2 separate regions of the Homo sapiens genome follow, and region 2 is linked to region 1. A link is an interaction called in ENCODE POLR2A ChIA-PET data of the cell type or tissue named here. Cell type or tissue: A673. All regions are shown on one strand. Each heading gives the region's core, and the rest is flanking DNA. Links, peaks and the distances in the headings are about the cores only. Region 1 has its middle 38 kb from the start of ATXN2-AS. Region 2 overlaps ATXN2 (ataxin 2).

Region 1 (5,379 bases), core at 221-5,220:
TTCTTGAAATAGAGACCCAGAATACCTATAAAATGGTTGCACCAACAGATGCAGCTTTTTTTTTTTTTTTTGAGACAGAGCCTCACTCTGTTGCCCAGGCTGGAGTGCAGTGGCGCGATCTCAGCTCACTGCAACCTCCGCCTCCTGGGTTCAAGCAATCCTCATGCCTCAGCATCCCAAGTAGCTGGGATTACAGGCACACACCACCATGCCTGGCTAATTTTTGTATTTTTTGTAGAGATGGGGTTTTGCCGTGTTGGCCAGGTTGGTCTCGAACTCCTGACCTCAAGTGATCCACCTACTCGGCCTCCCAAAGTACTGGGATTATAGGCATGAGCCACTGTGCTCAGCCATTTTTTGTATTTTTTGTATTTTGTATTTTGGTAGAGATGGGCTTTTGCCATGTTGGCCGGGCTGGTCTCAAACTCTTGGCCTCTAGTGATCTGCCTGCCTCGGCCTCCCAAAGTGCTGGGATTACAGGTGTGAGCCACTGCGCCTGGCCCAGATATAGCTTTGACAGTAAAGAGTGAAGCAGTAAGAGGGAGAAAAGCCTGTCCTTTAGGAACCCCAAGTTTTATCCTAGAGCCAAGGCCAAGTGTCTGCTTCTCCTCTGCAAGGTGAAGTTGATTTTGCACCTCCCACCCTCACCCACTGGCCTCCCCCAAACCCTGTTCTGTAGTCTCCCTGGAGCAAGTGAAAAGCATTATTTGCATTTGGGTATTAGTGAACTTCAGGGAAGTTACATAAGGCTTTTAATTTTTACTGGAGTGGGGGCTGGCCTCTTTATCCTGATTAATTGCCATAATCAACAACTTCTTTCTTTCTTTCTTTCTTTTTTTGAGATGGAGTCTCGCTCTGTCCCCCAGGCTGGAGTGCAGTGGCACCATCTCAGCTCACTGCAACCTCTGCCTCCTGGGTTCAAGTGATTCTCGTGTCTCAGCCTCCTGAGTAGCTGAGATTATAGGTGCATACTACATGCCCGGCTAATTTTTGTATTTTTAGTAGAGATGGGGTTTTGCCCTGTTGGCCAGGCTGGTCTCAAACTCTTGACCTCAAGTGATCTGCCTGCTTCGGCCTCCCAAAGTGCTAGGATTACAGGCGTGAGCCACCACGCCTGGCCATCTTTTCATGTTTTAGTGATAACCTTTCTTTACCTTGTATTCCTGAAACTCACATGTTCACAGACATTTACGACCATAGGGTCTATCAGACATTAATTTGGAAACTTGTACTTCCAGAAGCCAAAACAATTTCAGAATTATTGTAGCTAGTATGCTTTTCATGAACATTGAGTAGTCTCTCCCTATAATTCTGGAAGCTTAGGAGGACATGAAAGAAAGGGGTTCTGCAGTTGGTTCTTAATCTGGATTTTGCATTCTTGCTGCATGAAAGGAAGAAATGAACAATCTTGTTTTGTACAAGATGATTGCCGTCTTTAGGGCCTAATGTTGAATTGCTTCGAGTGAAAAACTCACTGGAATCATCTGGAAAATGTGGTTTTGGTACTTGGCACGGAGCTGCACTGGTGCAGATAACATTTGTTACTCTAAGGCTAATTACCACACTTACTAAGTGAACTGAAGCAGCTTTGTTTCTTTTCAGACCTTTTTCTAAATCCCCTGACCCAAGACTCCTTTCCGATCCAGCTCAAGATGGCCTTGAAACAAATGCAGGGAGGTTTGTCCAGGAGGGGAAGTCCAAGAGTGAAATTACATGCAAGATCCCAGAACGTGAACGTGTACAGCACTCAGGATAAATCTGGGTGTTTTGTTTGTTTGTTTGTTTTGGTTTTTTTTTGAGACCAAGTCTTGCCCTGTCACCCAGGCTGGAGTGCAGTGCAGTGGCTGGATCTCGGCTCATTGCAACCTCCGCCTCCTGGGTTCAAGCGATTCTCCTGCCTCAGCCTCCCAAGTAGCTGGGATTACAGGTCCCCACCATCACACCTAGCTAATTTTTGTGTTTTCAGTAGAGACGGGGTTTCATTATGTTGGCCAGGCTGGTCTCGAACTCCTGACCTCAAGTGATCCACCCACCTTGGCCTCCCAAAGTGCTGGGATTACAAGCATGAGCCACCACGCCCAGCCTGGGTGTTGTATTTTCAAAAGATAAAAGCAGGCCAGGCATGGTGTCTCACGACTGTAATCCCAGCATTTTGGGAGACCGAGGCAGGAGGATCACCTGAGGTTGGGAGTTTGAGACCACCCTGACCAACATGGAGAAACCCCATCTCTACTAAAAATACAAAATTAGCTGGGCATGGTGGCACATGCCTGTAATCCCAGCTACTCGTGAGGCTGAGGCAGGAGAACCGCTTGAACCCAGGAGGCAGATGTTGTGGTGAGCCAGAGATCGCGCCATTGCACTCCAGCCTGGGCAACAAGAGTGAAACTCCATCTCAAAAAAAAAAAAAAAAAAAAAAAGTAAAAGTAAATCTACAGCACTAAGCATAAATGCCAAATAGGAAAAACAGTTCCAACTTGGCCTCTGTGAGGATGTCTTCTGCCATTTTTTTTGCCCAGAAGAAGCAGCAGGTTCCAGACCAGATTTCCTGGTACATGTGTTTCCTAATTTAAAAAGGAAGAGCCCAGGCTAGGTGCTGTGGCTCACACCTGTCATCCCAACACTCTGGGAGGCCGAGATAAGAGGATCGCTTGAGGCTGGGAGTTCAAGACCAGCCTGGGCAACATAGACCTTGTCTCTACTAAAAATTAAAAACAATTAGCCAGGGGTGGCGCATGCCTGTAGTCCCAGCTACTCAGGAGGCTAAGGCAGGAGGATCTCTGGAGCCCAGGAGTTCGAGCTTGCAGTGAGCTATGATCGCACCACTGCTCTCCCAGCTATATCAACTCCTGGTTCTAATTCTCAATCCCTTGATTATGGCCCAATAGGCAAAAGTTCAGGTTTTCCCTAGAGAACTGGGAGAACTCAAGTCCCCTGTAAAAGAATGAGATGTTTCCGGCCGGGTGCGGTGGCTCATGCCTGTAATCCCAGCACTTTGTGAGGCTGAGGCGGGCGGATCACCTGAGGTCAGGAGTTTGAGACCAGCCTGGCCAACATGGCAAAACCCTGTCTCTACTAAAATACAAAAAATTAGCCGGGCATGATGTCAGGTGCCTGTAATCCCAGCTACTCAGGAGGCTGAGACGGGAAAATCACTTGAACCAGAGAGACGGTGGTTGCAGTGAGCCGAGATCACGCCACTGCACTCCAGCCTGGGCGGCTGAGCGAGACTCTGTCTAAAAAAAATAAATAAATAAAGATGTTTCCACAACTTAAGAAACTCGCCTGTATCAGTTTACATCATTAGCATAATGCTTAGCACTAAAAGGCTTCAGTGCTAACTAAAAAGAAGGGACAGGAATTAATTTTACAGGCACAACAGATTACAGAGAAAGACCTAGAAGTTAAGACATGTAAGCAGAAAATTTTAGGAGGAAAAAGGAGAGTTGCTATCTTGGAAACACTCCAACAGAGAGCAACCAAATTGTGACTTATCACACGCAGCCAGAGGGTCTTCCGGCAGCATTTTTTAGGAATTATCTTTTGTGATAGAAGCAACCTTAGCTGTAGCTGTATTCACTCATATTCTAACTGATCAGTTTCTGCTCATGCAGACACTATGAGCCCAACTGTTTGCAAAAGGGACAGCAAGAGAGGAGCCACGTGGCACTCCCCCACCTCCCCACCCCACCTGTCCTTGGGGAAAAAAATTAAGATCCTCTTTTCAAAATGCCTGCCTCAGGAAAACAGCTTCGTCGCATTTGTTTCCATGCTGCGGAAAATCAACACGAACTGGCTTTGATCCCAAACAGGGCCAACTGCAGGGCACTGAGGATTCCACAGCCAGGAGGAATGCGGAGGCCTCTCCCCCAGCACATTCGACTTCAATTATGTGGGAACACGCCTGGGCCGGGGGCTGATGCCAGAATTATCCTGGCTGAGACGGAGGAGGCCCCGTGCTGTGGCCTAGAATCTTTCCTAAAAGTCCATGCGGGATCTCTCGGTTGCTGCCAATCCTGCACTTTCTCGTTGGCGAGATTCCTGGCTCTGTTTGGCTAGAGTAATGCTACGGCTCACTCCTGTCCTTTTCTTCTCACTGCGGCCCCTCTGCCCCTCACCATTGTCAATCAGAATGCTCCACCGCTTTCAAAAACAGAACAGTCCCCCCAAGAAATCATCCACACCATCCCTTCCTCCTTCTCGGTTAGCTCCGTTATGGCCCACAGGAGAGGGCTGCCTTTTTGGTTAACTCTTTAAAAAGTTTCCTTTTCACCTTCTGACATAACATTCTCGTGGGAAGGGAGGTAAGGGATGCTAATGAGCCTCACTGGATTACCGTTAGCGTGTGTGAACCCAAGTGGACTAGGAAAATCCCAGCAGGACATCCCTATGAGGGGCCTCTTTTCCAGCACTGGTTGTCCTAATCAGGCAAGCCAGAGCGGTAATCTAGAGACCCCAAACCTGTGTTGGATTTTAGTAGGACGTAGAGCCGAGATAGCCCCTTTGCACTTGCTGAGAATGAAAAATGGAAGTAAGCCCTGTCCTGCGGTTTTGATGTGTTTGATTACACTGCTAGCTCACACAACCTACCGCCCAGTCATTGTGCTGAGCACTTGCCTTGTATGTTTCATCCAGTCCTCACAACAATCCTGTCAGGTCCTACGGTGAACCCATTTTACACAGCAAGAAACTAGGGCGCAGTGGAAACAGGATGGGACTCGACCAGCACTGACTGAGGTCACATAGCTGGTAAGTGATAAAGGCCATTCTCTCTCTCTTTTTCTTTTTTTGCAACAGAGTTTTGCTCTTGTCACTCAGGCTGGAGTGCTATGGCGGGATCTCAGCTCACTGCAACCTCTGCCTCCTGGGTTCACGCAGTTCTCCTGCCTCAGCCTCCTGAGTAGCTGGAATTACAGGCACCTGCCACCAGGCCCAGCTAATTATTTTATTTTATTTTTCATAGAGGCAGGGTTTCTCCATCCATGTTGGTCAGGCTGGTCTCAAACTCCTGACCTCAGGTGATCCACCTGTCTTTGCCTCCCAAAGTGCTGGGATTACAGGCGTGAGCCACTGTGCCCAGCCCTCTCACTCTCTTCTTTTTTTTTTTTTTTTTAGAGACAGGGTCTCACTCTTGCCCAGGCTAGAGTGCAGTGGTGTGATCATGGCTCATGGCAGCCTCAACCTCCCTGGACTTAAACGATCCTCCCACCTCAGCCTCCTGAGTAGCTGGGACCACAGGAGCGTGCCACTATGCCCAGCTAACTTTTTCTTATTTTGGGGGTCTCCTATGTTGCCCAGGCTGATCTGGAACTCCTGGGCTCAAGTGGTCCTCCCACCTCAGCCTCCCAAAATGCTGAGATTATACACATAAGCCACTGT
Region 2 (5,379 bases), core at 102-5,101, 170 kb after region 1:
AAACATACTCTATCTAAGAATAACCTGACCTTTTATGACATTGAGGGTCAAGAATCTGAAGGAAAAGATGAACCCATTTCTTTGCCTGACTTGCTTTATAACTTTTGGCAAATAGTTTCTACTTCTGTACCTGGTCTTCAGATCTCTTTCCTGCTTTAACTAAAATGTAATGATGTATATAATGGCAAAGCATCTTTGTGGAGAAAGGTACCTTTCTCCTCTTCCTCATCAATATTATGCTTTGGTATATCCTGCCTACGACATGCAAGAGAATTTTATAATAATAAAAGCATAAAGGTGTTCTCCAGCATGAAAACATTTTGCTTCACTACTTGATCTGAGGGTCACTGGCATTACATATTTTTTTTGCTGTTTGTTATAATGATAATACTATGTTTCTACATCATGCTGTATTTTAATGGTTGAATATTATGTCATATTAGATATATTTTAGACATGAGTCACACTTTAAATATAACCAATGTGAACAGAATGCTGAAATGAAAATGAGAAGTATTTTATGTAAAACTAAGCAGTATTTATATGTGAGAATAATAAGCAAAAAAACCCATCTTCGTTTTGTGACTAAACAGAGAAATTTGTGTAGATCAACTTAGCAGCTGTCTAAAGTACCAAAATAATAGATTTTTCACTGTTGATAATTTAAAATAAAATGTCCATTTGTATATCTTATGATACAGAATTAATGGATTGCTTCAAATGTTTTTCAGAATATGTTTTTAAATAGTACTGATTTCATTAAGATGTTTTGTTCTGAATATTTCTGAGAACTACCGTAGTGTCGTTTAGTTTTCCTATTTGCGTTTTTGGTTGTTTGGAGTAGGGGATAATTTTGGTTTATTCATACAGTTGAAAAGTGTACTGCTATGAGAATGAGATTATGGTTACATGTAACTACATGGGCATTTCATTTTTAAAGCCTCTTTGAACTTTTTGAAATACTAAGAATATAAAATTTTTATTTTTTAAGTTTAGATGTCCTGAACGAGTATGTTTAGGCAAAATTGAGTTATTTAAGAATTTATAGGCTGGGCGCAGTGGCTCACGCCTGTAATCCCAGCACTTTGGGAGGCCAAGGCTGGCGGATCATGAGGTCAGGAGATCGAGACCAGCCTGGCCAACATGGTGAAACCCCATCTCTACTAAAAATCCAAAAAATTGGCCGGGTGTGGTGGCATGTGCCTGTAGTCCCGGCTACTTCGGAGGCTGAGGCAACAGAATTGCTTGAACCCGGGAGGCAGAGGTTGCAGTGAGCCGAGATCGCGCCACTACACTCTAGCCTGAGCGACAGAGTGAGACTCCATCTCCAAAAAAAAAAAAAAAAAAAAAGAATTTACAGATTTCTGGCAAACCTTCTTCTTGAGACATTACTACTTTTCATACCACCTCTGTCCTTTTTGAAGAATAAAAGTTTTAACATTCCGTAGGTTAATGAGAATAGGACTTGGGCAGCAGCAATCATCCTTCCTGTCACCTGTAACCCACAGCTTATGCTTTCTTCCTGGAGGTTCTTGTCTGCCACAAAGGCTCACTGCTGATAGGAATTTGTATATGATCAAAGGTGTTTAGTTTTATAAAACAGTTAAGTCCAGTCTTAATTTTCCACATTATCACTTTCAATTTTGTATTGTGGATTACGCATTTTAAATAAAAAATTGTGTGATTGCTACATTTTGGAAAACATTTTTTTCAAGAGGCCCATCCGTAATTTAATTGTAAAAGATACTGACAAACTAACTTGGTTTATTATTTTGGTTATGACCCCGTCATTTGACTTGTCTTTAGTTGTCTTAACGGGGACTGAATATGCGTGCAAAGGCACGATTGATTTATCATGCTGGCTTTTATGCAACTTGTATATATTTTAACAATTTTCCTGTTTGCTAAAGGCTTAGGTTAAAAGTTCATTATGATTGTTTATACATTTCTGGTGAATACATCATGATTTAACAAGTGGAAAGAACATCTCTTTCCTTCCATTTTCTGGCATACTCCCCTTGGAATCAGATCTGAAACTTTTAAGCTAAAATTTCCATTGCATTTGGAGAGTAGTTATTTGTGTATGCATGCTTTTGAGACATTGTAGCAATAATACTGTAATGTTGAGCCGAATCTTTCTCCTCATTGTGTTCATTCACTGCCAACATCTGGCTTCATCTTTTGGATGAATGTTCATTGGTTTTGAAACAGCCTATAGGGTAAATACTGTGTTTGAGGTACAGATGATTTTCATAACTACTTCCTAGAACATGTCCATTTGAAGAGCAGTGGGGCCTTAGACCCCAAAGTCCATTTATGTGTGGGCAAATAGGAAATGTTGCAAACAAAACAAAGCACTAGATCTAATGTCCAGTGAAATCTGGAATGAACTAGTCATTAGAGCCGGTTCTTTCATGCCAGGAAAAAGTTACTCAGCCAAATCTGAACTACTCTCCTGCAGTTTACACAGGTGGTATTTAATTGCTGTCTGTATGGAGGCAGGCTAGGAGCAAGGCTGTGGACTTGTTGTGATTGTCACTAGTTAATCAAGATTCCCTTTGTGGTGCTTAAGACCCTAAAAAGGACACTAGGAGCTGGGCATGGTGGCTGACACCTGTAATCCAAGAACTTGGGGAGGCTGAAGTGGAGGATCGCTTAGCCCAGGTGTTCAAGACCAGTCTAGGCAAGATGGCGAGATCCCATCTCTACCAAAAAAAAAAAAAAAAAAAAAAAAAAAAAGCCCAGTCATGGTGGCACATGCCTGTAGTCCCACCTACACAGGAAGCTGAGATGGGAGGATCACTTGAGTCCAGGACTTTGAGGCTACAGTGAGCTATCATGGCACCACTGTAATCCAGCCTGGGTGACAGAGCAAGACCCTGTCTCTATTTAAAAAAAAGAAAACATAAGAAAGAATTGTTTTGTTCTATGCCATCATAAGCCATAATTTAATCTGCTTAAGCATGTTCTTCATTAAATCTGCAGTGATTTATTTGAATTATTAGACTTTCAAAGCCTTATTATATCAAATATAAACAAAATTTGAAGTACATTCTTATAAACTACAACAAACTTACATAGAAGTGTTAATTTTATACTCATCTTCCCTGAACAATTTATATTTTATAAATATATTAAATATATTGTCATAAATTTTCTCAAAGGAACCAAATACTTTGAGTATGAATTGTGCTTTTCTTTTTAAGCTACATCATATCTAGGTTTTTAAAACATTTAATGCAAACAGAAGAACATGCACCCAGATGTTGGTGACAATTTTATGTCACCTTTTCTCATTCATTAATTGTTATAGCCATAGCCAAAGGCATTGAAAACATAGGACCACTAATGACTGCAAAATGAAATCCTGATTATTGTTTTTAAATTTTTAGTATGTTTAATACACATATGCTAACATTACTGAACAGTTAAATGATAAAATAGGATAATTATTTTATTCTAAAAAAGTATTGACCTTGACCTCTTTCTAGCTATCTTAGAAAGGGCTTTTGTCAAAAACCTTATCTCTTTGATGTCTCTTTTTTTGAGATGGAGTCTCTCCCTGTCGCCCAGGCTGGAGTGCAGTGGCGTGATCTCAGCTCACTGCACGCTCCGCCTCCTGCGTTCACGCCATTCTCCTACCTCAGCCTCCCGAGTAGCTAGGACTACAGGCGCCCGCCACCATGCCCGGCTAATTTTTTGTATTTTGTTTAGTAGAGATGGGGTTTCACTGTGTTAGCCAGGATGGTCTTGATCTCCTGACCTCGTGATCCGCCTGCCTCAGCCTCCCAAAGTGCTGGGATTACAGGCGTGAGCCACTGTGCCCAGCCTCTTTTTTTTTTTTTATTTTTTATTTATTTTTTATTTTTTTTTTAATTTTTGAGAAGGAGTCTCCCTCTGCCACCCAGGCTGGAGTGCAGTGGCGCGATCTCAGCTCCCTGCAAACTCCGCCTCCTGGGTTCAAGCAGTTCTCCTGCCTCAGCCTCCTGAGTAGCTGGGACTACAGGTGCCCGCCACCACACCTGGCTAATTTTTGTGTTTTTAGTAGAGACAGGGTTTCACCATGTTGGTCAGGCTGGTCTTGAATTCCCGACCTCAGGTGATCCACCCACCTCAGCCTCCCAAAGTGCTGGGATTACAGGCGTGAGCCACTGCCCCGGCCTCTTTGATGTCTCTTAATCTAACTTCCATCATTGCCTCTACCCCATCCCTTCTAAGAAGTTACTTTAATTTTTTTTCCTCTCACATCTACTCTTTTTTTTTTTTTTTTTTTTTTTTTGAGGTAGTCTCACTCTGTCACCCATTCTGAAGTGCAGCGGTGCGATCTCAGCTCACTGCAACATCTGCCTCCCAGGTTCAAGCGGTTTTTCTGCCTCAGCCTCCCGAGTAGGTGGGACTACAGGTGTGCGCCACCACGACCGGCCAATTTTTGTATTTTTAGTAGAGACGGGGTTTCACCGTCTTGGCCAGGCTGATCTCGAACTTCTGACCTTGTGATTTGTCTGCCTAGGCCTCCCAAAGTGCTGGGATTACAGATGTGAGCCACCACGCCCAGCCTCACATCTACTCTTCTAATCCATCTAATTTTGTTTTATGGTGATGCTTTTACCTTTCAGAAACAGTAATAATACAACTTTTCCGACTAACTAGAGCCATTAGGAAGAATTAGATCCAGAATCCTTTTTTGATTTGTTTTTGGTAGTTTAATGCAGATAAGTAAGAAAATATAGTTAAGTTAAAAAAAAAAAAAATGAAAAGCATCCATAATCCCTCCACCTGACAACTGCCTTTTAACATTTTGATGTGTATCCTTCCAGGTGTATTTAAATACACTCAAATACCCTACCCCTTTATGTAGACATGTTTTAATAAGAAATAATATTCATGTTTATATTCTTGCTATGATCCTAAATTTTTGGATCCATTACTAGATAATCTTTCAGGATAATGACATTTCCATTAGTAATGTTTTTGCAAAATTGTGTGTCTATTGAATTAAACTTGTAAAATAGTTTTATTTTGGTACATGATTTATATCAAGGTTGTTCAGTAGAATGCCATGTTGGTGTTTTTATTAGATAATGATTTTATTCCTTTTACTTTTAAGCAAGTCAGCATGACAACTTGACACCTAAGTACAGAAGAACAGTGTCTTCCGGTTTAGTCCTTTCTTTTAAAATTCTGTAGCAGTGTTTAAAGTGCTTGTCATCTCTTATGAAAATGAATTATGCATGAATACAAAAAGAAATTACTAATATGTCAACCTTTCCAGAAAATTTGGAAAATGCACACCTCAAAAGGCTAATTTACCTTTCTATTTCCCAAATTCAGCATGTCCCAAATTACCATACAACAAGGAGACAAGCCCTTCTTTCTACT

Evidence for each region. ChIA-PET counts read pairs that join two places held together with the same protein. Peaks named below come from ENCODE experiments on the same cell type or tissue, not always from the same donor. Only the 100,000 strongest peaks of a DNase experiment are listed, where the experiment ranks them.
Region 2: POLR2A ChIA-PET joins it to region 1 with 6 read pairs; 4 of 35 experiments call an interaction of 5 or more read pairs at or near these places.

The regions. Positions count from the first base shown.
Region 1 is chr12:111,634,932-111,640,310 of GRCh38, reverse strand. No RefSeq gene overlaps it. Among named protein-coding and RNA genes, the nearest start is that of ATXN2-AS, 38 kb to the right of the region's middle. RefSeq lists an enhancer at 4,289-4,892. In A673, for the core only: no CTCF peak of the experiment used is centred there; DNase peaks (open chromatin) are centred at 3,340 and 3,760; H3K27ac peaks cover 2,535 bases.
Region 2 is chr12:111,464,668-111,470,046 of GRCh38, reverse strand. ATXN2 (ataxin 2) reads left to right here. Exons shown (of 25, transcript NM_001372574.1): 21 at 5,332-5,379. Among named protein-coding and RNA genes, the nearest start is that of SH2B3, 61 kb to the right of the region's middle. In A673, for the core only: no CTCF peak of the experiment used is centred there; no DNase peak of the experiment used is centred there.